2 separate regions of the Homo sapiens genome follow, and region 1 is linked to region 2. The links are chromatin loops, found by intact Hi-C in ENCODE. Cell type or tissue: endothelial cell of umbilical vein. All regions are shown on one strand. Each heading gives the region's core, and the rest is flanking DNA. Links, peaks and the distances in the headings are about the cores only. Region 1 has its middle 17 kb from the start of POSTN. Region 2 has its middle 28 kb from the start of CSNK1A1L.

Region 1 (15,969 bases), core at 3,297-11,296, 480 kb before region 2:
CACTGTAAACTCTGCCCCTGGGTTCAAGCGATTCTCCTGCCTCAGCCTCCTGAGTAGCTGGGATTACAGGCACCCACCACCATGCCTGGATAATTTTTGTATTTTTAGTAGAGATGTGGTTTCGCCATGTTGGCCAGGCTGGTCTCGAACTCCTGACCTCAGATGAGAAGAAACTTTTAAACTGTTTTGGATTTTCTGTATATATATGCTCTAGGTTGTTATACATTAAGTAACCAATATAAGATACCTCACTTATAAATATCTACTGATAATTTCACTGATTAATGAGCAATGAGGCATAGGAAGTAGATTTAAATACGTGTTGCTATTTTTCTTATTCATAATTTTAATCTACTTAGTCATGGATTTTTTTTTACTGACATGGAACTATGCCCCCAAATTTCACCAGCTTTTAAAATCAATGCACTTCATCACTCTTATATGTGACAGTAGAAAGAACAAATGTAGCCACTTTGGAGGATTCGTGTTCAAATTACTTCCTTAAACTAGACCATAGCCAGACTAATTGGTTACATTAGTTGAAAGCGTGAGAGGAAAAGGCAAAGATGGGCTGGCCTGTGTGGAAAAACTAGGTTCATGATATTTGAAGATTAAGATTTCACTATGGATGAGAAAAAAAAAATTGAGTAGGAAGATGGTAATGAGCACAACTCTACATCCACAACCATTAGGGGAAAAAGGATAAGAATTGAGCTCCTGACAAGGCCTTACTCATTTTTTTTTTTCTTTTTTGAGATGGACTCTCCCTCTGTCACCAGGCTGAAGTACAGTGGTGTGATCTCAGCTCACTGTAACCTCCGCCTCCCGGGTTCAAGCAATTCTCCCGCCTCAGCCTCCTGAGTAGCTGGGACTACAGGCACGCACCACCATGCCCAGCTAATTTTTGTATTTTTAGTAGAGAGGGGATTTCACTATGTTGACCAGGATGGTCTCAATCTCCTGACCTTGTGATCCACCAGCCTTGGCCTCCCAAAGTGCTGGGGCCACAGGTGTGACCCACTGCACCCGGCCTCATTTGCTGTTTCTTGTCCCTATCAACAGCAATTTAAAGATAAATAAATGTTTTTGAAGAAGTCAGGCTAATCATGGATACAAATATTCCAAATACGTATAATCTCACTAAATTGGGAAGGAACTTGGCTGTAATCATGTTTAATGAGTGAAACTAGCCAAAGGCATCCCTAAGCCCAAATATTTTGGCCAGAATTTTTTGCTTTGACTATTGGACTTGGAAGCAAAAACTTCAATTTCTATCTTTATCCTAATGTCTCTACTGGCTCATTTATATAATGGGAAAATAGCTACTTACTATTCTGGACCAAGAAGCTCAGTTATCATTATGATTTAAAACATGAAGAAATAAAATTATTGTGTTAAGTATAAAGAATTATGTGTGCATGATTTTTTTTCATTATATTAGGATAACACTAAGGAATGCCAAAGATTTTAGGATTAAGTCATATATGAGTTTCTTCTCATACAACTGGGATCACATAAAATGGCAAGTCACCTTAAAGAAGCTGGAGGAGCCACAGGCTCAATCTGGCCTAATGTGTCAATGTAGCTAAACAATGAAAGTCTGTCAGGATGGAGGGATAACCACAATTGGTAAAAATGCCATTAGAAAAAGGGAAAGGAATGTTAGAGAAGCCGATGGCATTGTCCACTCAAATACTTCCTTGGAAGCATTCTTAGCCAATAGACTTAAATCATTCAGGTCCTATGGTTGTAGCTGACGCAGTTGTGGAAATAAATGAAGATATATTAGCTGGATGCCACTGATACCATGACTAAAAACTAATTTTCTGATTCTAAGTACCGATTATAGCCTTACTCATGGAACAAATGCACTGGTGATGTTGAACATGTAGTCTGGTTTGTGTGCTAGCAATAACTAGGGAAATAAGAAGTGGTCATCCTGACTGCAGAAAACAGCCTCCTGCATTTAACAAACTTGAGTCTGTAAGAGATGAGGCCATACTACAGATGCTGACAAAGTTAGATTTCAGAGCCTGCAGGCAAAGAGCCAGACCCTGAATTAAGGGTCATTCATCAAGGGAGGCCAGCTTGTGAGACCTCCTGGCATGCAACCAGCTGGTATTTCTCAACCAGTACACATGTGTGCATCCCTAGGCAAGTTTGCTAGTCTAAGAGCCACAGATATTAGTATTATTGCCAAATCTCATTGTACACATTATATTGCAGACCTACCAAAGTTTATTATCTCAGTCCATTTTATGCTACTTATAGTAGAATACCTGAAACTGTGTAATTTATAAGTAAAATGAATTTATTTCTTACAATTATGGAAGCTGAGAAGTCCAAGGTCAAGGGGTTGCATCTGGCGAGAGCCTTTTTGCTGGTGGGGATTCTGAGACAGCGCAAGGTATCACATGGTGAGAGGGCTGTGTGTGCTAGCTCAGGTTGCTCTCCCCCTTCTTATGTAGCCACCAGTTTCATTCCCATGATAACCCATTAACCTATTGATTCATAAATGGATTAACCCATTCATGAGGGCAAAGTCCTCATGATCCAATCACCTCTTAAGGGCCCCATCCCTAAATACTGCCACACGTGGGATTAAGTTTCAACATGAGTCTTTGGAGAGGACTGTCAGTTCAAGTAGTTACTAAACACACACAAAATTAAGAGGATCACAAATAATATCAAGTAAGCTTATATACAATTCTGAAGTTTACATGTGCCAATTAAACTTATGTATATCCTAGTGCTTGATTTGAAAGACCAACTCAAGCTGATGGTTAGCTAAGAAAAATGGAGAAGTCAAGTAGAATACTCAGGTCTGTAGCCTGGGTGGATGTGTAGTTCAAGGAATAAACAATGTGAAAGGAAATAACCAAACAATCTAGGTAACTGTAGCCAGTGAGATAGTAGAAAATATTGAAATGCAAGAAAGAAAACTCTCTCAAGAGAAAGTAGCTTACATTGACAGAGCTTCAAGAGGTCAAATAATATAAAGATAGAATTTCTTGGGGAACAGCAGAAATAAAGAAGAACAACATAGATTAGAGTAAGTTAACATTAGATTTACAGGGTAGAAGAGCAATACGGTGAAAGGCATATTGAAAATATAAAAAGATTCAGCTTCCATCTTCCTGCTCTCCAGATACGTGGAATCTGGACAATAAACCACAACCACAAGTCAGGGCTACATGGGGAGGTGGTTTTCTCAGGAGAGAACCAAGGTTTCAGGTATGGAAAACTGTTCAAAATTATTTTCAAAGTAGAAGGTGATTATTTAAAACTAATAGTTTTTACCATGAAATAAGCAAATAAATAGTTGTTCCAGAATTTAAAATGGAAAGATTTTGAAAAGAAATCATAGGAGAGGGCCGGCACGGTGCCTCATGCCTATAATCCCAGCACTTTGGGAGACTGAGGTGGGCAGATCATGAGGTCAAGAGTTCAGGACCAGCCTGGCCAACCATGGTAAAACCCTGTCTCTACTAAAAATATAAAAATTAGCCAGGCATGGTGGTGGGTGCCTGTAATCCCAGCTGTCTGGGAGGCTAAGACATGAGAATAGCTTGAACTCGGGAAGCAGAGGTTGAAGTGAGCCAAGATCACGCAATCGCACTCTAGCCTGGGACAGAGCGAGATTCCGTCTCAGAAAAAAAAAAAAAAAGAAAGAAAGAAATCACAGGAAAAATAGATGACTGGAAAAATAACATTAAGGGTAATTAACCATATAACAAAGATATAAAACAGAGTAGTCTGGTGTGTTTCAAGGTTTACCAAAATACTTGGTTTGTCACATTCTTGGTGCACTTGGGGAGAAAGTGGAAACATTATTTTTATTACTTTTCTGTCTGGGAAAAATCAATCTCAATTTTGATTGTGTTTCCGAGGGAATCTTAACCCAGGTGAGATGGCATGTGATGGGTTTTTAATTAGAGATTATGATTCTAACCAGGAGTCCTAAGTAGCGATAGATTTATTCATTTGTTGAATAAAAACAGTAAGTGAAATCAACAGTAGCTTGAGAATTATTGCTTAAAACTAAGAAAGAAAAAATCGAGATTTGCTAAAGTATGACAAAAGTTTATTCAGGAGAAGATAAGGAATCCACTGTAATTTTTATACAAGGTTGTTTTTTTTTTTTTTTTTTTTTTTTTTTTTTTTTTTTTGAGACGGAGTCTCGCTCTGTCACCCAGGCTGGAGTGCAGTGGCGGGATCTCGGCTCACTGCAAGCTCCGCCTCCCGGGTTCACGCCATTCTCCTGCCTCAGCCTCCCAAGTAGCTGGGACTACAGGCGCCCGCCACTAAGCCCGGCTAATTTTTTGTATTTTTAGTAGAGACGGGGTTTCACCATTTTAGCCGGGATGGTCTCGATCTCCTGACCTCGTGATCCGCCCGCCTCGGCCTCCCAAAGTGCTGGGATTACAGGCGTGAGCCACCGCGCCCGGCCTACAAGGTTGTTAAAGGTAATTTCCAGCTCTCAATTTTTATGACAGTATTTAAAAATCATCAGACTATCTAACATTTTTCTTAACCAGAAACTTATGTGTTGCTTCTCTGTGTATTTTCTGCCTCTCTCTCTGAAATATTCTCTAGAAGGGCAGGAGATTTACCCATCTTGTTTATGATTATATTTGCAGTGTCTATAAAAGTCCTGGGGTTTTAGTGTATACCTAACAAATATTTTTGAATAAAGTTTTTGAAATTTTTCTCATACTACCATTTCACCTGCCATTCTGATTTCCTCTATCAAGTCAAAGAAATAGGAATAATAAAATGTCTATAAACTCAGTGGTTACCTAAAATTATAAATTTCATAGAAAATTTAACAAAGAAGTACTTTTTTGAACATTCATTTGAGAGATTTTCAGACATATTTTATTTAATGTAACTCATAAAGTTTATTAATAGTTTACAGTTTCACAGTTTTCTCAGTGAAGAAAAAAGATTGAGAAAAGTTAGTATTATACCCAAAGTCAAATGACATGTTTGTGGAATGTGATAGATTTTAACATTAAGTATCTCACTTCAAAAGGAAGGAGGAAAAGAAGATAAAAGTCAAAAGGTAATGGGGGGTAGGAGGATGAAGACAGAAGAAAAATTAACTCCTCTTAGAATAAACACTTTACCTCAGCATAATTTTCATAAGAATTCAATCTGATAAACTTCATTCCCATTTCACTTAAAAGAGAGTTTACGTAATTTCTGCAAGTGACTCACAGCTAAAAGCTAGTGGAGCTGGCATTTGAACTTGGATATTTTAAATTCTGAAGCTCATGTTGTTTTGGTTATATCATAGTCTTTGACAGTAAGAGAGAAAAGAAAGGCAGAATACACTGAGCTTCATTTATAATGCAAGCTGACTTTCTGAACAATCTATTTGGGCTGGTTCTTTCAGTCATGGTAAATTGAGAGATACGGTGTTCTTTCTTTTTTACAGATCCTCATGTTTCAGCTAGCTGGAGTTACATTGTTTGCACTTACCTATTATATTATACTAAAAATAAAATTACGAGGAAATTAGAAATACTAAGCTATTGTCTCTTAAACATACAATTACTATCATAATTAATTGTTTCCTCTCACATTAGAGAACCTGTCAGAGAACCATTGTTTGTTTATAAAAACAAACAAAAAAGATTTTTCTTTTATTGCTTTCTGCCTTTACAGAGCATCTACGTGTACAGACACCATAAAAGTCTAAAGAAATCCATCCTGAAATTAGCTTAGGTAGTTATCTACGAAATAAAACTGGAATATGATGTGACAGTATGTGCATTTTTTATTAAAGATGTTTTTGAATCTTGTGTTTTCAGCTGATAAAGGCAGAACAGTCTTAACCAGCTGTGCCTACCCTAATTTTTCACATCTGTCTGTCTGTCTTTCTTATCTGTGCTGTATTCCATTGATTCATGTCCCCACCAACAATAATCATTGTAGACTCTGATAAAGGTTTCTATCATTTGATTATTGGGTCAGTGATGTATATAATTGCATCAAGTAAAAAGTCAAAAACTATGGAAGCCAAAATTAGCTTTGCGTGCAGGGAAAAAAGAAGCAATTACAGCAATATAGAGTCAAAGCAGATTCTATTGTCATAATGTGATGTTTTACAAAGGTTAGTTGCATACAGTTTAGCTGAGAGCAAACATAAATGTTGTTTTTCCAAGTACCACATTTTTAAGATTTGCTATGAAATTTTTGATACACAGTCCTTTGCCTGCCTCTAAAATAAGATGAATATTGTATCTTGCAACATCCTGGGATGGGTGATTTTAGCTGTTGAACAGAATTGGCTATTGGCTGGTAAAAAGAGAACAAATAGGGACACTACTCTCTGCTGTTATCCTCTCACCCACGTGGGTCACTAGTTCTCAGGAGCAATGCTGGCTTTTTCCTCGTATCAGAATGCTCTTTTGACTTGACTCAAGTAGAAAAATAATGGCAATTGACACAGTTTTAACTCTTCTAGCATAAGCTATTGCAACAGCAATCTATTTATTTCCAACCTCTCACCCTCTGTTAAGAAGCAGATGACATCTGTGAAGGAATTGCTCTACAGAAGAGACCAGGAGACTTGAAAAAATGTGAGGAATGCAAGTTCCAAGCCCTTTACTCATGAGTATAGGAGGAAGAATTATGAGTTTCAATCAGGAACAGAGTGGCAGAAGGATAACTTCAAACTGATTTTGACCTTTGAAAACATAGCTATGTGTGAGTTTGTGCACTGGTGCGTGTGAGACTATGTCATAGGCAGGAAGTAACCACAGTCTGGTTCCAAATCCAGAGGCAACTATCTAAGGTATTTTTTCCCAATGGGGGAAATTTCTACGTTGGCAACTATATTAGTCCATTTTCACACTACTGTAAAGAACTGCCTGAGACTAGGAAATTTATAAAGGGAAGAGGTTTAATTGACTGACAGTTCAGCATGGCTGGGAGACCTCAGGAAACTTACAATCATGGCAGAAGACAAAGCAGAACCAAGGCACCTTCTTTACAAGGTGGCAGGTAGGAGAAGTGCTGAGCAAAAGGGGAACAGCACTTTATAAAACCATCAGATCTCCTGAGAACTCAGTCACTATCAGGAGAACAGCATGGGGGAAAATGCCCCCAATGGTCCAATTACTTCCACCTGGTCTCTCCTTTGACACATGGGGATTATAAGGATTATGAGGATTATAATTTATGATGAGATTTGAGTGGGGATACAAAGCCTAACCACATCAACAACAAACTCAGCTGATAGTATAAACATACTCTAATGCACTTAAGAGTTTCTACTCTCCCTGTTTATTAATTCCCTATAGCAGACATTAACACTAAATATAAGAAAAGCTACAAAATATTATTCAGGTACTGTAGATTTTTTACAAATACTGACTCTAATACTTTCTAAATAATATGTTATTATTCCCATCATAAAGATGATGAAACTGATTTTCACAATGGTTAAAAAGTTGCCAACATCACAGAGCCAGTAGAACTATGCGGAGACACAAATTCTTTGTTTCAATAACAAATGCTTGAATGTTATAGAAGAAGATCACATACTGTATGCTATTAAAAACAAACTCTTTGCCATTTTTCTTCTACATATTTCATGCTTTGAGTTTTTCAGTTCTGCCCTCTTCTGTCCATGATTGTTCATGAGAACCCAGGGTTTACATTTGAGAATGCCCCTATTGAAAGGAATCTCAGAAATGTATAAATGATTAGATGATTCTTCTTCCACTGCAGCTTCAGTGGAGACAGGCCACTTTCACTCTTACAACTAGTTCAATGAATCTCACCTAATAGATGCTAAGTCAATATCAATCTTGTTTGTTCCTCCCATATGGAGACTTCTGTGAAACTGCTTAGCTAGTAACTTTCTGTTTGTTTTCTGTTATCATAAAACTTGTTCCCTGCATCAGAAATTGTTTCTTTAACCCAGAGAGAAGTAATAGTGATAAATTTTAGAATTTATCATCTCTAAAAATGCTGTCATCATAATTGATTATCTTACTTAATATATTATTATGCAGTCATAATATTTTAATTGGTATACATCTAAAAGGCATAATCATTTATAAAAATATTTATCCAAAAATAACCATTGGTACTTTCATCTTGTACCATCATGAATGAAGATATAAACAATTTTTTACATTCCTTATTCAGAGGAATATTTGAGAGTTGTTATTTTATTTAAATTAACAGTGTGTTATAAACATAGAATTTCAAGTTGGAGGGCATCTTTAAAATAATCTATTCTAGCAGTCTAATTTCAAATGAGGTTCAGTGAAGTAAAACTATATTTAAAAGGCTGCATCGCAAGTTAGAGATAAAAGCAACACAGGAATCTAAACTTCTGGATTCCTAAGCCAGCATCACAAGTTATATCACAGCACCAGCCTTGAGGAATTGTGCTACTGAATGGCATCTACTACTGATTAAATGCTATATTTTAGAGAATCCTCTATAGGCCTATCATACTACATGAGATTTAATTGGCATTCTTCAGAACATGATGTCATCCTGTGGTAGGGCAACACCTTTTAGCTGTATTTAAACCATGTGTATAGACTATGTAGTGGTATAATAGGCACGGCATTCATGCCAAGTCAAGTTCAGAGAGTTTGAAAGTGAATTTGTAATAATAATTTATAGTATTCAGTCTCTTCGTAGAACTTCTTCAGGGTGCTACTAAGCACTAGTGACTGTAATAAAAAATTGAGCTGAATTTGTCACAATTCAGTTGTTAAAGACTTATTTTGACTAAGGTAATGCACTGTAAGAGGTCCTAAGAGTTTAGTTTTACTTCACAATTCATCACATAGGATTTGCTGTAACTTACTTTCACCAAGAGTTTAGTTGCCTTATCAATAAAATGTAGTTAATGAAATGAAATTAAGTGTTTCACAGTGCGTTGAGATACAAAAAACTATAATAAACAAACCTGGGCTAGTGGCTCTCTTACCTAAACTCAACTTACAGATGCCACATAAGCAAGAGAGAGGTTGAAGGATGCTAGAATGTAGTGCATGCACACACACACACACACACACACGATCCTTGGAGAAAAAAATGCGTTTACTTTTAAGTGGAGGATTGGGGACATAATGGTAGTTCAGGACATTATAGAAAGAGCACAGGATACAGAACAGATTTCTAGCCATCTATCACTAAGGGATCGGATATCTACAATGTTCCGAAAGCATATATTTGGATGTTATGCAGCAGTCTGACATATTAAACAATCTGCATATAGCTACATGGATAAATTTTAATGTGTAATATTGAGTAAAATATGCATTATCTATAGCAAAATATTATTTGTGTAAACTCATAATATGCACACAGAAAAATACATTTTTTTCTACCACACACATGTATTTACAATCAACTGAGTTTCTATAGGAAGAAGAGAAACGCCTTGTGCAGTGAGTTTTATAGAAAAAAGAAAATAATAATGAAATAGAACAAGTGAGGAGGCTTAACTTTTCTATACTGATAATATTCCATGAACTAAAGAATATCATTACCTCCCATCCACAAATTCCACTAAGAAAAAGGAAGGAGGGGCAGGAAAAAGAGTAGGAAAGGAGGACGTGCTGCTCAAAATTAGGTTATTCCTCACCTGTCTTCACTATTGCTATAGAAGAGTATCCCAGGACAGCTCCATAGTAACCATTCCAATGATGCATGGGACCTCTAGCGAGTAAAAGTTGTCATTTTATTTTATTGATATCTGAATTCACATGTATACATAAACACACCTGTACATATTTGTATGTATATTTGTATACAAAAATTTCACTCATGTCTTTACAATCTGCTTCGATAATAAAGGTGTTATTAAAAAATGGTGAGTGGTCTATTTTCGATATCTGACCTCTAACAGCTTTCAAGCCCCACTCCTTTTCCTCTCTCACCTCACATCTAGACAAGCCATTAGGAAAGCCCACACACACTCCCTTTTTCAGCACTGGTGGGAAGCTCAAACCAAGCAAACCCACACTCTTGTGCAAGACCCCTCACCTAGACCAAGGACTTTAACTCCTATAAAAGCCTAAGTCAGTCCCTCTCCTCCTGATCTGTCAAGCCACATTTGAACCTTCCTGGGAGCCCATCCTGCTCTCTAGAGAAGGCGTTATTAAGAGAGTAGTAAATCTCTAGACTTTCTTTACATATGCCTGGCATCATCAGTCTTGAAATTCATTCCAAATTTTGAGGAGTGGAGTTGATCCTCCTCCTTTGCAGAAAAACCACAAATCAAAAGGGAAAATAAAATAAACACAGAAACTAATTTCCATTCTCCTCATCATTCACATCATAACGCTGGCCTGAGAAGCCAGCACATAGATAAAAGAAAGTTGCTAAACAGATATGCATTGATTACTCTTTATCCTTCTGCTTGAAATCGGCATTAAATCTAAGGGCAACAGAAAAACCTTTTTATGATTTTATCTCTACTTCATTTTGAATAAAATAAAAATAGCACTTAAGCAAAATAAGTCTTTTCTAAGCCTCAGGGAATATATTACTATGGTAACATGATCCCCAACAGGAATAGCAACACTGATCTTGACATAGTCATAGGATTACTTTTCTCTCTATAAGCCCCAGTAGCATATAGATAAGATGTGCAAAGACTATAAGCAGAAACCCTAAGCTATAATTTCGCGCAACCTCATAATGAAGTTATGTAAAGGTTTACCCTTGAAGTCACTATGCAAAAGAATCCAAAACTCCTTTTTGGACAGTGCATTTGTACATGGTAATAAGGGTACAAAGCCATAGTTGCTTTTTCAGGACATATCAGCAGAACTGAAACTCTGTAAGATGCTCTTTACTTTTGTCGGTAGCAACTTTCTGTGTCTTCTGGCAGCCAAACATAAACAATCAAAAAACAAAAATAACAACAAAAGATCTTGCACCTTTCTAGAGAAAATACTAAAAAGGGATTTTGAAAGTTCAATTTAAGGCCAGGTATAATGGCTCACACCTGTAATCCCAGCACTATAGGAGGCCAAGGCAGGTGGATCATTTGAGGCCAAGAGTTTGATATATGGAAAGTTATTGTATATCATCCTTATACATTTGAGTAATATTTTAGATATGTCCTTTTTCATTTTAATTTAGAGAAGTTCCATTATCTCCCCAGAGTTCATTTTCTGAATAGTTTGAGCAGGTACCTCTACATGGTTTTCTCCCCACAGAGGTGTCTTAATCCTATAACTTTATATTTCCTTCCTCTCTCCGCTTTGTAGTTTAAAACACAGTTTTGCACACAGCCCACTCCATCTTCAACAAAAAATAACTCTGGGTGTTAGCACTGTTATTTTTGGTGTTATCGTACAACAGTTTCTTGAGGTCAATCATTATTCCTATAAAGACTGAAAAGTGGGTATTGCTTAGTGACTTTTAAAGGCCTAACTTGACATAAATCAATACAAATTTTGTAATTTCTATAGTGATACTCAGTTCTGTCAACTTTGACAAGATATGAGATTTATTCCATTTGGACATTTACTTAAAACCTCTCTCCTCCTTCATAAATAAGTCTTAAAACATGTCTGAGGAATTGAACGGACAGATATTGTTAGCTGATTATTCAGCTAAGGAAATTGAGGCAAGGGGAAGTCAAGCTATTTCCCAATGATCTCACAGCTGATGACTGGAAAGTTCAGGGTTCAGCCCAAGCCGTCTGATTGCCAAAGTAACAGCCTCTTTAAAATATACAGCACTGTCTCTCTCTTGGCCTCATGTCTTTAATTGTTAATTTTTTTAAGTCTTTTTACTTTTGCTAAGATCCAAACTTCCCTTTAAACGTTAATGGGAATGTATAAGTATCTGTGAAAGAATGATCAGATAGAAAGATCATAGAGAAAAATGAAAGAAGAGAATTAAGGATAAAATAATCTTTGCTAAGGGAAAGACCCCATGGTACAAACTTTAAAACAAGTTTGCTCAGGGTTTTCCGTAGCTTTTTCTAGCAGAATCTGATCTCAGACAGGAGGACCATAAACTCATTTTAACCTTAAAAAATAAACAGCTGATGACAGATTAAAGAGTTACTACTACTTTTCAGGAAAGGTGTACCTTAACAGATGAAATTCTTTAAAATAATGTCTTCCATAGAGTGGAATTTCAGCCATCATCAAGTAGTTGGAAGATGTTAGAAGGATGAAGAAGAGTGTCTCTGCTGGTCTCTGAGAATCTACTCAGTAGGAATTTTTCAACCCAGGCTTTTACCCTTTCTATGCTGTAGATTTGATGACTTGGAGGAACACCATTCCATAGGCTAACTCCAAACATTGTCCATCTCACTTTCATACGTTTCAGTTGTGTGAAATTAGAAAACACTGCTTGAATTGAAAAAAAAAAAGATCCTAAGAATAATCTAATCTAATTGCTTCATTTTGAATTAACCTTTAAAAACACAGTCTTTATCTTGAGTTCTAAATATTTTATCTCCTCCGGAGATTTTTACGTGCTAAAAAAAAAACAGTAGCTGAAAGCATTTGTTTGGAGAAATGAATAGAAATAAGTGAAAAGAAACAACAAACTCCAACTGATACACTTTTTGTCATGATTACCTAAACCAATGGTTCCAAGTCCTGTCTGGTTTTTGTTTCCTGGGGAAGTACTGATTTTTTTCTTGATTGATGGCCTTGCATGGCTATCTGTATTTTTAAAAGCTCTTTCCGACCATCCTAATGTGCAGTTAGATTTGACAACCAGTGATGTAGACAATTCCTATAACAATACATTAGAGTCCAAATTAGCTGGATGATGGTAAAAAACATTTTCTTCCCTATGTAAGTATAAAGTCCCTACAATTATTAAGTTTAATCAATAGTAAACATCCATTAATCCTACATCATTTGTGATGTCTGTAATTTTACTTTTACTTATAGTCATCAATTCTAAATATTGTGATTAATGGTGGTTTGTCTTTGAAACTGTTTAAGAAAAGGAATAAGCAGTATTTTATAAACACCTACTATTAGATGGGTGTGGTGGCTCTCACCTGTAATCCCAGCACTTTGGGAAAGGCATACTGAAAGTATAAAAAGATTCAGCTTCCATCCTCCCCTCTTGCTCTCCAGATACATGGAATCTGGACAGTAAACCACAACCACAAGTCAGGGCTACATGGAGACGTGGTTTTCTCAGGAGAGAACCAAGGTTTCAGGTATGGAAAACTGTTCATAATTATTTTCAAAGTAGAAGGTGATTATTTAAAACTAATACTTTTTACCATGAAATAAGTAAATAAATAGTTGTTCCAGAATTTAAAATGGAAGGATTTTGAAAATAAATCACAGGAGAGGCCGAGCACGGTGCCACATGCCTATAATCCCAGCACTTTAGGAGGCTGAGGCGGGCAGATCACGAGGTCAGGAGATCAAGACCATCCTGGCCAACATGGTGAAACCCCGTCTCTACTAAAATACAAAAAAATTAGCCAGGTGTTGTGACGCGTGCCTATAGTCCCAGCTACTCAGGAGGCTGAGGCAGGGGAATTGCTTGAACACAGGAGGCAGAGGTTGCAGTGAGCCAAGATTGCACCACTGCACTCCAGCCTGGGCGACAGAGCAAGACTCCATCTCAAAAAACAAAAAACAAACAAAATAAAAAACAAAAAAACCTACTATTTACCATTTCTGTGCTTTCCACTCTTACTAGTAAGTCCAGATTTCCTGTTGTCATTTTGCTGAGTCTGAAGAATTTCCGTTAGTCACTAATGATGCATTCTCTCAGTTTTTATTTATTTTTGCTTCATCTAATTTTTAGAAGAATCTTTTCTATTCAAGAAAAATTCTAGGTTGACTCTTTTACTTATCAGTAGTTATTATAGATGTTGGAAGAGCCACTGACATGTACACAACAGAATTTATTAGTGATAATTCCTATGTAATTAATTATTTACTCCATCTTTTCATATCAAATTTTCTCTAGTTTAGGCTGTTTGATTTTTCTGATTGTCAATGGCCTTTTTGAGTTCCACATCAGGGCATGGACATGGACAAATTAAATTAGTATACTTGGTGTCATGGTTAATTTTCCCAGCCCTCAGACTTAAAGTGAGTGCTCTAGTTTTGGTTTTTGTAAGACCAGGGAATGAAGTTCTTTTCCTTTTTTTTTTCCCCATGGCGATTTAGATCAAAACAAAGAAAACTGGGTCCCTATGTCTTTTTGAGTGTGGTTGATATTCAAATTGAAAGTCGACTCTTAGTTTAGTCCCTCAAATTGCTTTCACAACTGGCTCTGGTTTTAAATCACCTGAAACTTAAAAAACAATCTCCAGCCGCTTTTACATGAATACCCATTTCACAAGAAAAAGTCACATCTCTGTAAATTCCTTGACCTGTACACACCCTGTCAGGGCCTTGAAAAGCCTGTAAATGCCATTGTAGTATCACTATTATTTTTCTCTGAGAAATTACAGAGTACAAAAGCCCCAAGGTTTGAAGCCAGGGAAATGTATTTGTAATTTTCATGACATCAGTTTATGTAATAGTTCCAAGAATCTCCACAAGTCCCAATCAAGATAAATATGAAGAGATCCATATCTCAGCACACCACAGACAAACTGCCCAAACCAGAGATGGAAAAGAAATCCATAGGAATAAAGATACATTGTATTCAGAGGAAAATGACAAGAGAGTCAACTTTTATCAGAAACATTGCAATCCAGAAAATAAAAGAAAAAAACTTATAATAACTGCCAACAAGAAAAAGTCAACCTAGAATTTTCTTGAATAGAAAATATTCTTCTAAAAATTAGATGAAACAAAAATAAGTAAAAGCTGAGAAAATGTGTCACTAGAAACTCTCTTTGTAAGAAATGCAAAAGGAAATTCTTCAAGCTGAGCAAAATGATACCAAGAAATCTGGATCTACTAGAAGGAATGGAAAGCACACAAATGGTAAGTGGCGTTTATAAATATTACTTATCCCTTTTCTTAAATAGTTTAACTGACAATTAACTTAAACATTATCAATCACAATATTTTGAGTTCACAGTTGCAAAAAGAAGTTGCAACCACTAGAGGTCAGACATTTAAATCTGCAATGTGATACTTCATATTACTAAATGCTAAAATCATCCAGTTTTTCTAAATTATTTTCTAATATTTTCTAAATTTTCTTTATTACTAAAAGTCCTTTCTTCTCTAAGAGCTCAAAGAATGTCCTGCCTTGGTAGATAGATATTTTACCCTGTATTTAATTGAACACAAAATCCCAAAGGGAAATGTAATCCAGGAATACAGAAAGATGGAACACCATCAGCAGGGTGATTTTCTGATGATTTTCTAAAAATAAAATATAAATAAGGTAACCATTTGATGTATAGCAGTTGGCATATTTCACAGTACTTTCACATACATGATCTAGTTTAACCACAGGTTAGAGAACTCTGTAAGCATTTCTAGGTCTACCAGGAGTCTTGGGGTTTGAACACCATTTCCCAATGGACACAATTTTTTTTATTTTTCTTATTACACTTTAAGTTCTGGGACACACGCGCAGAACATGCAGGTTTGTTACATAGGTATACATGTGCTGTGGTGGTTTGCTGCACCCATCAACCCATCATCTACATTAGGTATTTCTCCTAATATTATCCCTCCCCTTGCCCCTCAACCCCCGACAGGGCCCAGTGTGTGATGTTCCCCTCCCTGTGCCCATATGTTCTTATTGTTCAACTTCCACTTATGAATGAGAACATGCGGTGTTTGGTTTTCTGCTCCTGTGTAAGTTTGCTGAGAATGATGGCGTCCAGCTTCATCCATGTCCCTGCAAAAGACACGAACTTTTTCTTTTTATGGCTGCATAGTATTCCATGGTGCATATGTGCCACATTTCCTTTATTCAGTCTAATATTGATGGGCATTTGGGTTGGTTCCAAGTCTTTGCTATTGTGAATAGTGCTGCAATAAACATATGTGTGCATGTGTCTTTATAGTAGAATGA
Region 2 (15,969 bases), core at 3,626-11,625:
AACTGGAGCTTAATCCCTTGGAGAATATCTGGGAAATGATATAAAGTATATGACTCAGAATCATCTTGTCTGAAAGCCAAAGAAACTGGGATAGTTAGACACCAATTTCTCTCAGTCATTGGTTGAAAGACACTCCCAAGAGTCATTAATCCCCAGCGTGGCCAACCTGCCATACTCACAAGGAAAAAAGTCTTCTTCAGACATTTATGCAGCCAACAGACACATGAAAAAATGCTCATCATCACTGGCCATCAGAGAAATGCAAATCAAAACCACAATGAGATACCATCTCACACCAGTTAGAATGGCGATCATTAAAAAGTCAGGAAACAACAGGTGCTGGAGAGGATGTGGAGAAATAGGAACACTTTTGCACTGTTGGTGGAACGGTAAACTAGTTCAACTATTGTGGAAGACAGTGTAGCGATTCCTCAAGGATCTAGAACTAATACCATTTGACCCAGCCATCCCATTACTGGGTATAAAACAAAAGGATTATAAATCATGCTGCTATAAAGACACATGCACACGTATGTTCATTGCTGCACTATTCACAATAGCAAAGACTTGGAACCAACCCAAATGTCCATCAATGATAGACTGGATTAAGAAAATGTGGCACATATACACCATGGAATACTATGCATCCATAAAAAATGATGAGTTCATGTCTTTTGTAGGGACATGGATGAAGCTGGAAACCATCATTCTCAGCAAACTATCGCAAGGACAAAAAACCAAACACTGCATGTTCTCACTCAGAGGTGAGACTTGAACAATGAGAACACTTGGACACAGGGTGAGGAACATCACACACCAGGGCCTGTCGTGGGGTGGGGGAAGGAGGGAGGGATAGCATTAGGAGGTATACCTAATGTAAATGACGAGTTAATGGGTGCAGCGCACCAACATGGCACATGTATACATATGTAACAAACCTGCACATTGTGCACATGTACCCTAGAACTTAAAGTATTACAAAAAAAAAAAGAAAGAAATATTCATCTTAAAAAAAAAAAAAGAAAAAAGTCTTCTTCAGTGTGGAGAGCCCTCATCCAATACCGGTAGTTGAAGTCAACCAGAAAACACAGAAGTGAAAGGGCCTAAGGAATCTGGGCAGGCACTACAGCATCTACTACACTTGCCATCTCTGAGAGCAAGAAGAAAATTGTTTATCTTGAGCCTCAGTGCTGAACAGAAATGAATAATCATCTCTCTATGAATCTAAATCTAGGGAATTCTCTGGATTACCAAATCTCTCAAGAAGAGGGAGTATTAAATGGAGCATTAGGCTGGTGTTATAGCCTGAATTCTATTTCCCTAAAATCCGTATGTTGAAGCCCTAATCCCCAGTACTTCAGAATGTGGCGAAATTTGGAGACAGGGCCTTTAACTTAAAGAGGGGATTAAGTTAAAAGGAGGCCATTAGAGTGATCCCTAATCCAATCTCTTCTTTACAAGAAGAAATTGCAACAGAGAGACATCAGGATGCATGCATGCAGAAGAGAGACCACGTGAGGACACAGCAAGACAGTGGCCATCTACAAGCTGAGGAGAGAGGCCTCAGGGGAAACCAAACCTGCTGTCACCCTGACCTTGGACTTGTAGCCTCCAGAACTGTAAGAAAATAAATTTCTGTTGTTGAAGCCACGTAGTTTGTGGTACTTTGTTATGGCAGTCCTAGCAAACTAATACAACAGAGATGGCTCAATGATCCAAGGACACCACCCTCATAGGAGCAGAATCACAGGAAAAGAATTCCTCCATCCAGCCAACTGTATCTTGATCCAGCAATTCCCCTACAAATGCAATACAGAGCTTGCCCTGGTGCTGCATGTACTGCCAGTCTCAGGACCAGCAGAACTTGTAAGTTTTATTAAGCTTTCCTTTGATATCACAAAGTTTGTTCATCTTCTGAAATGGAATCCAATAAAAATGGCATCACAGATAATCTAGGTCATTTACACATGCTTGATTCAATGCTCCCACCTGAACAAAACACAGCTGGCCCAGACTCAGGACCTCCATTTCATTCTCCATTCAGAGGTCAGATGCCGCAGAGGATGCCAGGGGATAACTGCTAAGAAGAAGATCTTCTGTCTCTCTTCCTCCCCTGGGAAGCCAGTATGGACCTTCCCAAGAATCCTCTCCACCAAGTAATTTTCATCCCCCATCTTCTGTCCCAACACTGAAAATAGTAATGAGTCATCTCCAAAACTGACCCAGCCTTCTGAAATCCAGGACCACAGGAAGATGTTCTTTTGTATCTCTTCTAAAGTAATTTCGATTTTGTTCTTTTTGTCTTACTGCTGTTAGTTAAGTAAATACGCAATGACTCAAATAGAAACTTGACAGAATTGTCATTCTTAAGGTGGTGTTTTATAAATGTACATTGTATAAATATAAATATTATTATTAATAATAAATTGCTCCCATTTTATGAGTTTTATTGGAATTCAGTTCCAAATGTTTATCTTTAAGGCCTAGATAAGTTTAATTCAGCATTTTCTTGTTACTATTTAATAAATCCTTCTTAGTAATCCAGAAACATATCTTTTCATTTTACTGCTTTAGTCAAGTAATTATATGACATTTAAATAGAAGCTTGGTAGACTTACAATTCTTGGGACTTTTTTTATAAGAAGAAAACTTATGTAGTGCTTATTTAAGAGTGAATTTTATGAATTAATTTTTTAAATCAAATTTTGTTTTATTTTATTCTATTTCTAAATAGTGGAAATATAGTGTTTTGGCTTTTTTGGTGTTTGTATTAGTTTCCTGTAGCTGCTGTTACAAAATACCATGAACTAGGTGGCTTAAAGCAATAAATTTATTCTCTCACAGTTCTGGAGGCCAGAAGTTCAAAATCAAAAGGTCAGCTGAGCCATACTCCCTCTGGAGGCTCCAGGGGAAAATTCTTCCTTGCCTCTTCCATCCCCTAGGGGCCACCAGTATTCTCTGATTTTTTTGGCTTGTGGCCACACCACTCCATTCTCTGCCTGTCTTCACCTTGCATTCTTCTCTGAGTGACTATCTTACAGAGATACTTGTCATTGGATTTACGGCCCACCCAGGTAGCCCAGGGTGATTTCCTCATCTCAAGACCTTTAACTCAGTTCCATCTACAAAGATTCTTTTTCCATAAAAGATGCCACTGACAGATTCCGGAAATTAGAACATAGATATACCTTCTAGGGGGACACCATTCAATCGACTATAAGTGTTTCACATGTTCCCTAGAACACGAAATGTAGCGAAAGCTTTACATGAGTAGTCTAGCAAGTGAAGACATTTGAAACTCAAAATATGCTTCTGTATACCAAGGTCTGTATCTCCTCCAGTTATTAAATTAATATATTTATATTAAAAGTGGTAATTTTGGGGGGAAGATAAGACAGTACAATATTTATGAAATGAGAAAAATAGTGAAATTGGAAGTCAAAGTACTTTATTTAATGTATGTGTTAAGGACTAAAAAGACACACACTAAAATGTAAACAGTGGTGCTGGGAGGGGAATAGGAATTGGAGGGTGAGGAGGAATGAAGGGAGAATTTTATATTCTTTCTGTGTATGTATTTGCATTAAAAGTCACATGCTCTAAAAAATAAATACACACAATAAGAGGGAGGGAGAGAAAGACAGAGACAGATTGAGAAATTCAGAATAGCAGAGAGAAGTACAGAAAGATAAAAGTGGATTCAGAAACCACTCTCCAAAATACAAATGTCCCAGGACAGTCCTCTTCTGTGTGGCCCCACGTGCCTTCCCAAGCCAGAGGCAGAACTTCTATGTGACAAAACTTCTTCCAAGAGAGACAAGGTTCAATGAAGATAAACTTCACCTACTTCAAATCTGTCCCAGCACTTGAGGTAAACTATGGGTACATTCACAATGTCCATTATTCTAGGCCTTGAAGATAGACATGGGAATTGTGTTCCAAATTAAACTCACAGGCCAGATGTGGTGGCTCATGCCTGTAATCCTATGTTGGGTGGTCAAAGCAGGAGGATCACTTGAGGCCAAGAGTCTGAGGCTTCAGTGAGCTATGATTGTGCCACTGCACTCCAGCTCTGGGTGACAGAGAGCCTATCTCAAAAACAAACCAAAAAACCTCATAAGGTGCAAAAGACCTGATTCACACACTTAAGTCACAGATGCACACACACACACACAGAACACATATATTCATGATACTGGGAAATATTGTATCAAATAATCAACATGAGTGCAAGGGATAAATTTTAAGAAAACAAAATTCTGGTCAAGGCTATTAGTTAAAATCATTTAGAGTTTAGAAATAGAGTAAGACGCAGTTCATTTTTTCCACAGCATTTCTCTGTTGTGTTGAAACATTTGAAGCATTATCTCAGCACAAATATAAAAATGTCTGATGGAAAAAATATCCTAAGACTATTTAAAATGCTTCTGGAGCAAAGATTAAATTTATCCTGATGCATCAAAATTTGAAACAGATGAATCTGCTGATGTTATGTTTTTTTTCCTCCAATAATATCCTTCCTGGTTATATATGTTTCCACAACTCATGGTATAAATAAACATTCTGAGATTTCTTTTCTCAGTTACTCTTCCATAAAGAAACCATTAAAAGCTTTTACAGGACAAAGGTCCAGACTACATCTTAAACTTTATAAATCAGATTTTCATGCATACGAATGGTGAACTTTATCAACCGATGGCCAAGGATGCAATGTCATGTCTTTTGGAAAAAAAAAAAAAAAAAGAAACATTTAAAGCTGGCCTCTCTATGTCTTATATGGACATCCAAGGTGCCTGATGAATTTTTTTCTTAATAATAGCTGTTTATCCTAGTTTCTGTTCATTGCCAGAACTTTTTGCAAACAACCAGTAAATTAAGAGCCAGCTTATTTCCCTAGAGATACGATTACATTAGTCACTCAGTAAGTCTTTAACTAATTTTGTCCCAACGTTTTCTAAGGAACTCATTAGATAATCTCTGGATCTAGAGAAGTTAGTCACAGGGCCTAAAGGAATTCACCTTTGCTGAACCAAAAAAAGAAAAAAAGAAAAAAATAAGAAAAGAAAACATTCTGTAGTAGCATATAGGCTGAAGAAATCTTAAAAGAAAGACTTCTCAACTCTTAACCAATATGAATTCATGATACACTGAATATTTGTACTATAAAGTAAATAACAATAACTTGTATTTATAGTATCTTGTGCTAGATAGGCCTAAGTCTCAAGATCTAATGTTAATCAGTGATTTACTTGGAGCAGCTAAGCTTTAGGTTGAGCAGCTAAGCTTTAGTTTAGCTAAGTTTCCTTATTCTTCAGTAAGGAATAGATTAATCTCACAGACCTGAATTAATGCTCTACCATACTATTTCACTAACAAATCTCTATGCTACTGAGAACCAAGTCTTTCAAGTAAGCAATCAGATTACAACTCTCTCTCACTGACACATTGTAGTCACCCTTTTCTCTCATCATATTCAAATAAAAATAAGCCAAAATTAGAGCTAATAAGATAAGCAGAGCCAAGTCATTGAATATTTATAAGTTCCATCTCTACTAGCTCTCTCATGGTACACTGTCTTCTAAGTTGCTGGTTCCAGAAAACACATAGACAGGGAAATTATGGATGTAACTGTTAGACTCCAACCTCATAGAAATACACCATCTCCATGTCCAAAACCAATGTAGGAAAATCTATCTAGCTCCACGAAGAGAGTAGGATTCAGAATTTCACCCACTGCATTACCAAACCAATTTTCTATCGCATACTTTTTTCATAAAATTTCAAAATGGCATTAGAAGAAGAAAGCTACTAATTACTTTCTATCTTTAACTGCACAGAAATGAACTCCAAACCTAAGAAAAACAAAATTTTGTTTTATAAATAAAAAATTCACTATTGTCCACATTTTGTATATTTGTTAGCAACAAGTGCAGAACTAAAAGGTGCCATGGGAAATTAAAGAGATAATTAAAAACAAGTCAAAACAGGTACCAAAATACTTTATACATTGTTAAATAACAGTCATGGTGCTAATTAGCAGTAAAGAGTCAAGAGAATTCAGAAAGTTCTTAAATCTTTGAGCTTTCTTTTCATCAATGTGCTATGGAGGAGATCAATGTGTTTTCATTAAGGTCTGGCCCCATTAGAATTTAATTTCTTTCTAGCAGTGGTAAATGACAATCAAAATCTAAACTCTTTCTCTGAGGTCTGTTAACTGCCAGTTTTCAATAGAATGCAAAAATCTTGCAAAATAAAGTGTATTACAGTGAATATTCCAGCTGGCCTTTAGTTGCCTTAAGAAATCAGAACAGCTGTGTGAACTCCTTCATAAACGTCTCCCCTTTGGTGTAAGGAGAGGTTACAGACTGCAATAAACAATGCGGGAGGGCTGATGTGGTCAAAGGAATTCTGCTCCCTGCATGAAACGCTAAGGCTCAGATGTCCAATTGCCCAAGAAACTATCAGCGCCCACCTATTTCACATAATTCTTTGTAAAGACTTTGCGGAACAGTCTATCTTCATCTTGAGAACAAACTAAAACACAAACACAATAACGTGGATCTTTTCTAAGACTGATTCTTTTCCAGCTTTGAAAGTTTGATAACTCAGGGCAATTTGTTCTCAAAGAGCAAAATACCTTTTTACTTATGCTATGGAATAATACATTCAGATACTTAGGAAATGAGTAAATTGCTGGGATCCTGGAGGGTTTTTTTTCCATTGAAAAGATAAAGTCTGTTTTTATGGCCTAATTATTGCCCTTTCTCATATCTCTTCAAGTATTTTGCTTACAGTGAGTTTTCTCCAAAGAATTTCTTATCTGAGTAAATCATCTGAGTTCCATTAGTGAGGCCAGCCCCAAGAAACATCAGCCCTGATAATAGCTAGTTGCTATGAAGGAACAGGAATACAATTCACCTTGACTCCAGGAATCATAACACACATCTATATATATTGTTTAAATTTGACACTGCAAGATAAGATTAAAGAGTAACATTTTATGTGAAATATAGGCTATTCATCCCTTTTTTTTCTTCTTCCAGAGTATATATTACAGGGAATATAACAGAGAAATATGTGCCTGACAAATAAACTTCCATTCCTGATGTTTGTAGATCTATAAATGAACACTGGTTAACAATGTTATTTTTCATCTTGTAAGGAGTGTATCTGTTGAATAATTTACCAATACTTGTTACTCAGATTTAGAGCTCTTTCTGCATCAGCATTAGAGTCACACCAACAAAATGCCTCAGAGAATCCTTTTTTCTCAGTGATCTATACTGCAAACTATGCTCCCCTGTACCCCAACCTCATTTTTGTAAATAAAGTTTTATTGGAACACAGCCACACCCATTCATTTACATATTTTCTACAGCTGCTTTCAAGCAGAGGTTAATAGTTTCAACAGAGACCATATGGTCCACAAAGCCTAAAATATTTACTATCTGGCCCTTTAACAAAAAGTTCACCTGCCCCTGCTCTATATACCCCATCCACCCATCTTTACTCTTTCAATTTTACTCTGATTTCCTTCTGAAGTACATATTTCCAACACCTTATTATAAACCCTGATGATCATTCTACTTCATTTGGCTTGGAAAAGAATTTGAGTAGACTTGCTTTTCCATGGAAGTATGAATTGCCCTTAGCTTTCATAACATAAGCCTTCCTCTTCATCCTCTGCTTGTTTTACATTTACTCAAATGGCTCTCCACTGGTGCTGCTACATACCAGTTCTTTTCTGCACAAAAGGGCCCATCTAGGAGAATCAATGGAGGTTGAATCCAGCCCATACACCACTTGACAAGCCATGAACCTTGACATAAGGCCTTATCCCCCCAAGAGGATAAAATAAAGGAGAGCAGGGCGGGTGCAGTAGCTCACACCTGTAATCCCAACACTTTGGAAGGCCGAGGTGGGCGGATCATGAGGTCAAGAGATCGAGACCACCCTGGCCAACATGGTGAAATCCCATCTCTACTAAAAATACAGAAATTAGCTGGGCGTGGTGGCATGTGCCTGTAGTCCCAGCTACTTGAGAGGCTGGGGCAGGAGAATCACTTGAACCTGAGAGGTGGAGGTTGCAGCGAGCTGAGATCACACCACTGCACTCCAGCCTGGCAACAGAGCAAGACTCAGTCTCAAAAAATAAAATAAAATAAAATAAAATAAAATAGAGCAACTTCATTTTAAATTACACGATTAATGAATAAGGTACAAATCTAAATTTGCATTTTATATTTTTCTCAAGAAGTCTTTACACATTTGGATTCTTTATTTGATCTAGCTTTCTTGAAATAAATATAATTCTGGTTATTCAAACTACGATAGTATACTTATTAAAAGATTTTGAAAATTATGTACCACCAATTAAAAAGCAAAATATTTCACAAAAAATAAAAATAAAAATAGGATTAGCCAGGCACAGTGGCTCATATCTGTAATCCCATCACTGGGAGGTCCAGGTGGGAGAATTGCTTGAGCTCAGGAGTTTAAGACCAGCCTGGGTAAGACAGTGAGCTCCCATCTCTACAAAAGAAATCAAAAATTAGCATACGCTTGTAGTCCCAGCTACTTGAGAGGCTGAGGTGGGAGGATCACTTGAGCAATCCAGCCTAGGCAACAAAGTGAGACCCTGTCTCAAAAAAAAAAAAAAAAAAAGAAAAAGAAAATGGAATTAGTACTCAGCAACTGTGAACTGAACATTACAAAGTGATTATTTGAGTCACATACTTGAATTTGCTTTGGGTCAAAACATGATGTATATAGTCTCCCCTTATCGGCAGGGGATACATTCTACTCCCTGCAGTGGATTCTGAAACCAAGGATAGTACAAAATCCTAAATATACTATGCTTTTTCGATCTGATAACTGAGACTGCTACTAAGTGACTCACAGGCAGGTGGTGTCTACAGCATGAATGTGCTGGATAAAGACAGGAGTCTTACCCTGGAAGGAACAGAACATGATGGCAAGAAATTTCATCACACCACCCAGAATGGCACACAATTTTAAAACTTATGAATTGATCATTTCTGGAATTTTCCATTTATTTTCCATTTCTGGAAATTTCCATTTCTGGAATTACCATGGGTAATGAATGAATCTGCACAAAGTGAAACAGCAGACAAACAGGAAGTACTATAATATCAAGTCTTGGATTGACTAATAAGTTAGCTGAATATTCTAAACCTCATGTTCATAGAAATATAAATGACAAAAAGTAGGGAACCCAAATATACTCAACCACATTCAGAAAGATTATGGAGAAAATACCCTTCTTGGCTGTTCCTAGATTTTGCAAGGGTTGCAGTGGGCCTCTCCTAAAGAAATTGCCTTTGCACCATGGGATTCTGCTGTCAGCCATGTGGCCTTGCCATTGAGCTCAGAGCCCTTCCTTTACCCTGTGTAAGCTGAATAAGATGAGGGTACCCCAGGACCAGTCTCAGCACAATTTCACATCCCAAAGAAAGAGAAGTAGGATAAAAGTTGTTTTGCTTTTGTTTATCTCTTAGTTTTCTTTTGCTGCACAACAAATCCCACTAACTTAGCAGCTTAAAACAACACCATTTGTTAGCCCACAGTTCTGTTGGTCACAAGTCTGGCACCATGTGGCTGGATTCTCTGCTCGGGGTATCACAGGCAGAAATCAAAGTATCAGTTGAGCTGAGTTTTCATCTGGAGGCTCTGAGAAAAACAATCTACTTCCAAGCTCATTCTAATTCTTGGCAGAATTTAGTTCCTGGAGGTTTTGTGACTGGGTCCCTGTTTCCTTGGTGGTTGTCAACCAGTTCTTACAGACCTCCTTCTGTTCCCTGCCAAGTAGCCCTTAACACGGTATGTTCCTGATATGCTCCTTAGGGCCAGCCAGGATATGTCTCTGCTACTTCAAAACTCTGATTTCCCTTCTGGCATCCTCCAAAGAAGGCTTTTATTGCAGAGCTTAACTGATTAGGTCAGGCCCACTCAATATAACCTCCCTTCCGGAGGTTTTTATATGGAATGTAATATAAACACAGCAGTGGATGTCTCATTATATTCACAAGTTGCATCCACACTCAACGTGGAGAGGATTAGATGAAGGTGAGGGTCATTGGAAGTCATCTTGGAATTCAACCTACCACAGTTTTGTTTGATTTTATTAACACCCATAGCATTGGTGATGATGTTGTGAAATGTGCACTGTCATAAAGCTAGTAACTGCCATCTCAGCTACCTCTCAACGTAGTAATCCTCTATCAACCATGCCAGTTACTTTCTTGAAAAGTATAGCAGCTGGCAAGACAATAGTGTTGAGATCAGAAAGGAAATTGGAGCCCCAGTGAAAGAATCATTAAATATATGTTAGGGTGTGTGTATTCTTTACTAAGGCATTTGATTCCAAAACAAACCATATTAGTTGACATTAAAAAGTGTTTCAATAAACAACTGTCCTAACTCATCTTCAATTTTATTCAGGAACATACCTGCAGATATCGTGATTTGTAAAACTTGTAAATTTTCATTTATTGAATTTGCTCATAAAATATCCCTCTTTAAAATTTTGGCTCATCTCTTAAAGGCTTGTAAATCTAATGTCTTTTGCACTTGGCATTTTCCTTATTTGTTTTCACAATTACAGCAAAACGCTTGTGTTGCTCTCTAGCTTAAGGTCTTTTTCCTGGGCCTGATCTTTTATTCATATCACTGTGTTATCCTCAGTGCCTAAATCATCAATAAATACTTGTTGAAAGACTGAACAAATGAATAAATTAATGATGAAATATTAAGAAAATATGGCCTAAAGAGATGTCTCTACTCGTAAAATCTAAGAGAAAGGAAAGAAATAATTATCATCACATTCTTTGGTTTAAAGGGCAGAACTAAACCATATACACATAAAAAGACCATGAATTTTTCACTTGAGGCATATTGATATAAAATTTAATTCAAAACACCATCTAGCAGTGGTATGAATAAGGAAGGAGAAGTATGATGGTTAATTACATGAAGCAAATTGGCTAGGCCACAGTGCCCAAATATTTGGTCAAACTTTATCGTGGATGTTTCTGTAAGGGTGTTTTTGGATGAGATTAGCATTTAAATCAGTGGACTTTGAGTAAAGCAGATTGCCCTCCATAATGTGAGTGGGCCTCATCTATCTGTTGAAGGCTTGAATAAAACAAAAGACTGACCTCCTTTAGCAAGAGGGAATTCTGCCAGCACACAGCTCTCGGACTTGAACTGCAACATCAGCTTTTCCCTGGGTCTCCAGCCTGCCAACTCCGCCTGCCGATTTTGGACTTGCCAACCCTCTATAATCACATGAGCCAGTTCCTTAAGTAAATCTGCATGTGTGTATATAAATATATCTGCATCTACATATCTAATTCGTTCCATTTTTCTGGAGCAACCTGACAAATGCCAAGATGCCTCAAGATATATCCACACTGTCAGAACAGCAGTCTGTTACGCTGGGAACCCTCTTCCCCTCACAACAGCCAAGGCTTTGCTGTTAAACCAGGGTCATCACCTGTGCTGAATTGTCCTATTGTCAATTTGACATCACTGCCATCCTTTTCAGAGGTCTCCCATGCATTACATAAGAGTAACCAGGAAATACATTTCCAGACTCCAGTTCCTTCTGTGGTTCCAGGTCAGCTAATGAGAAGCATTTGCGTGAGATCTAGAAGGCAGAAGAAAAGGAAAGCTGCAGGAAAACATCCATCAGTGCAGCTTTCTTGCCCTTTGTTCCTGAAGTTCTTCCAGCAGTTATGAAGCCTCTGTTTTCCTGTATCGAAACCCTCCACATGCAGAATGCATACAATGCCTTCCATTTTCTCACAACCAGACCCTAACTGTACATCACTGATAGCCTCTTTGGAGAGGAAGGGGGAAGAAAGCACTTCATTTTTTCCTACGAGATGGCCTCATCTACCCTCATCTATCAGAAAAAGAATAATAATTTTGAACTCCTTGGGGGATTATAATTCTTTACCTCCCAGAAGATCCCATAGCTCCTACAAAAGTGGGATAACTCATTCTCTAGTCTTTAAGTTTCACAGGTCTGTGGCTATTGAGGAGACACCGCATAGCCCTCTACAGAGAGCAAGAATGAGGTGATTCTCCACCAAAATTGTTTCCCGTTACACTTACCCTAGATGAGTGGGTTCCAATTTGTCTTGTTGAGACACAAAAACAGACCTTCCCGAAACAAAGAAGATAAAGTAATGGTTTCACTTTACAAATAAAATTGCTGACAAGATTAGAATAACAGTTTATCTCTTTTAAATGTCTGTGCCAGGTACAGTGGCTCACGCCTATAATCCCAGCACTTTGGGAGGCCGCAGTGGGAGGATGGCTTGAGCCCAAGAGTAGCCATTGTCCCAGCTACTCAGTGGGCTGAGGCAGGAGGATCACTTGAGCCCAGGAGGTCGAAGCTACAGTGAGCATGATTGTGCCTCTGCACCCCAGTCTGGGTGACAGAGTGAGACCCTGTAATAAATAAATAAATAAATAACTCTGTGTGCCTTGTGTCTGTTTTCTTTAATTTCATCTCACAGGCAACCTACTGCAACATGATAAACCCTAAAACTCACCCTATTATAATAGGATAAACTTTAAACTGTTAACCTGACTACAAGGTCCTGGTTCTGGTTCATCTGGCCTCAACATAACATCTCAGACACTCCATGCACTCTGAGTCCAGGCCTCATTCACCTTTGGGAGATTTCTTAAATTCACCTAGTTCCTTTAGGTCTTAGGACCTTTGCACATTCCATTCCCTCTGCCTGACAAAGATCCCGTGAGCTCTGCCCTTACGTTCAAACCCTTTGTCTCAGTAATTTCTACTCACTCTCCAAGTCTCCTTTTAAATGTCACTTCCACAGGTGGGTTAGTTCATCCTGGTATACATACTTATATTATATTGTACTTCCCCTCTGTAGGACATATTATGGTAATAATTCACTCATTTTAAAAGTATTTCTTCTCTCCTAGACTCTAGCGTCCTGGTGTTGTATTTTCACTACTGTATCCTTGGTACCTCCCATGGTGTTTAGCAAATAGACCTTCAATACGTATTGAATAAAAGGAAGGAAAGGAGGAAGCAAAGAATGTAACATGATGGTTAAAATTAAATTCACCATAGGTTGGTAATATTCCAGGCAGCACTATGGGAAAAGGAATCCATGGGTGACTAATAAAAAAAGACCTCCACAGAAGGCTAGAGAAGTATTCTGCCTGGCAGGAAATTAATACAGTGCTGAGTTGCTAAAAGAAACTTAGTGTTTTGGAGATTGTAATGATGAGAGAAATGAGCTTAGGTTATTCACTTCATCTGCAATTTTGTGCAGTTGAGTAAGTTTTAAGTAAGGCTGGCTGACATTGGTGGGCTGGTGGAAGCCACACCACCTCCGTTTTGGGGAACATTTGGCTGCTCCTATTTCCCGACTGAACTCCATTGACTATGTCAGCAAACAATGGCTCCAGACTTTCCTGGTTCTTGGCAACTTAAAATAGTCTGAATCATAGGACTGGAAACAGAACAGATGTGTACTATTCTCCCTCTGTTTACACAAGTACAACTTGCCCATGAAAAGGAAAGAAGTGAATACATTATGTCGCCTACTCTGAATATAATGAGAGTAGCTCACCATTTGAATCAGGCAATTTGTCCTGCAAGATCTACTGAATTTCTATTATTACCCTCACCTTCCTCATGCTACCTTCATAACCGTCTCCCCCAAAAAAGTCAACATGAAAACTTTCCCCAACGATATGATTATGATGATGATGATAATGATGATGATGATGATGGTGTGTGTGTGTGTGTGTGTGTGTGTGTGTGTGTGTGTGTATTACAGGAAGGGAAGTTGATGTTGATGCCTTTTCATTAATTCAGCTCACAAGCAGAAGGAACTTGGCACCACCAGCAAACTCAGATAAGTTAAGCCAGGGCAAAGAGAAAGGTCAGGTCAAGAGGAAATTTGAGATACACAGTGGGGCTACATCTCTTTAGAACTAGATGCAGGACTTTTGCCAATGCTACATAACTGCTTATTGTCTGGAAGAATGCCAAAATGTGACGGCAAGAAACTTCCATAAATAAGAAAATAAAAGAGTCTTTGTATGGGGGATGGATGCACTGAGAAGGAAAAGCAAACAATCTCATGGCTTTAAATGATAGGAAAGACAACTGAGTAGAAAAGAGAAGTACAGCTTTAAAATTAAGGATACTGAAGAAAAAACTAACATACAAGGAGAAAAGGTGCTGTAAGACATATAAATACTGGATAGCGAAGTACAAAGTATTTCTCAGTTGTCTGAGGGAACGAAAAAAGCAAACATACACAAACATATATACAAATACACATTTATTGAGGAAAATAAGGGAAAGTTCACACGACTAGGGACTTATGAGAATTCATGGCCGTCAGACTACACTTCAGTTTTTAGAGTTGATGTTCTCACATTACTCTTGCCTTCCTTTCTTCATGTGTTGTTCAGGGCAACCTCTGAGCCTCGATCACTCTCTTTCCCAAATCTGCGTAAACTTTCATGATATTTTCCATACAGTAAACCACTTTCCTTTCATCATAATAATAGCCAACATCTATTTTTTAATGTATTAGTTCCCTACATCCCCCTCAAACTATGGTAAGTCATCCTTCAGAAAGATCGAAACAAAAAACAAAAAAACTAAAATGTCTTAACATCTCTATTTCATCCATGCTACCTATATCTCATATGGAAATTTTGTCCAGAAGTTCCACTTAAAGAAACTATTCTGCTACATTTTGTTTGTCAAAGCATGAAGTCTAGCCTTGTACATAATTCACTTTGTTATTGTCTTTTATGCAATATAATGCAGATTGCTTGATTATGCAAATTAATTGTTTCTTTCCAAATTTTCATCCATTGTAATAAACCACATTTCAGTTTCAGTCAGTGAACTAACAAGAATAAATAGTGGAAATGGAATTGCATATTTTTTCTTTTAAAGACCATGGCTTTTCCCATTTGTTGGTCACAGGTAATTTTGTAAACAGAAAAGGAAACATATTGCTCTCAGTCTCTACTGCAACTTTATTCTGTCTCTAAAAACAAGAGCCTGCGAGGTATTCTTCAAAGAATGTATCACTATATATGAAATCTAAACAAGAAACAGAGTCAACACTGAAGTGCTGGATGAAAGGGGAACTTCGAATGTGCTGAAAATTTCTATTTCTGAGGAGGTAGCCAAAATATATTCATGTCTGTGCAAAATTATATGTGTGTATGTATATATACATACATAGTAATGCATTGCAGCACCTCTTTTTTTTTTTTTTTTGAGGTGGAGTTTCACTCTTGTCACCCAGACTGAAGTGCAATGGCGCAATCTTGGCTCACTGCAACCTCCGCCTCCTGGGTTCAAGTGATTTTCCTGCCTCAGCCTCCCAAGTAGCTGGGATTACAGGGCACACCACCACGCCTGGCTAATTTTTGTATTTTTAGTAGAGACGGGGCTTCACCATGTTGGTCAGGCTGGTCTCAAACTCCTTGACCTCAGGTGATCCACCCATCTCGGCCTCCCAAAATGCTGAATTACAGGCAGGGGCCACCGTGCCCAGACTAGCACTTCTTAATAATAAAGAATTGAAAGCAACTTAAACATCTTTCAATAAGAGATTGGTTTAATAAATAATGGTGTATTCATACCATGAAATAACATATAGCCACAACAAAAAATAGGGAAGCTTTTTATACACAGATATAAAATTATCTTTAATATATATTGTTAAGTGAAATAACAGCAAGGCACAAAGAAGTGTGTATAGTCTATTATTTGTGTAAAATGAAAGATATGTACTATCCTGTGTGTGTGTGTTTCTGCTATAATTCCTTAAAAACCTACCTTCTGCAAAGGTTTCTGGGGTGGTTTGTTATAGAGCGTAATTTTAGCATAGTTACTGATCTACTATGTATGTATCATGATTTATTCTA

What was found. Peaks named below come from ENCODE experiments on the same cell type or tissue, not always from the same donor. Only the 100,000 strongest peaks of a DNase experiment are listed, where the experiment ranks them.
Region 1: a loop joins it to region 2, with 7 times the contacts of the local background. A loop is called at or near these places in 1 of 110 quality-filtered maps.

Annotation. Positions count from the first base shown.
Region 1 is chr13:37,608,028-37,623,996 of GRCh38, reverse strand. No RefSeq gene overlaps it. Among named protein-coding and RNA genes, the nearest start is that of POSTN, 17 kb to the right of the region's middle. In endothelial cell of umbilical vein, for the core only: no CTCF peak of the experiment used is centred there; a DNase peak (open chromatin) is centred at 6,646; H3K27ac peaks cover 1,109 bases.
Region 2 is chr13:37,125,344-37,141,312 of GRCh38, reverse strand. No RefSeq gene overlaps it. Among named protein-coding and RNA genes, the nearest start is that of CSNK1A1L, 28 kb to the right of the region's middle. In endothelial cell of umbilical vein, for the core only: no CTCF peak of the experiment used is centred there; a DNase peak (open chromatin) is centred at 6,652; H3K27ac peaks cover 2,948 bases.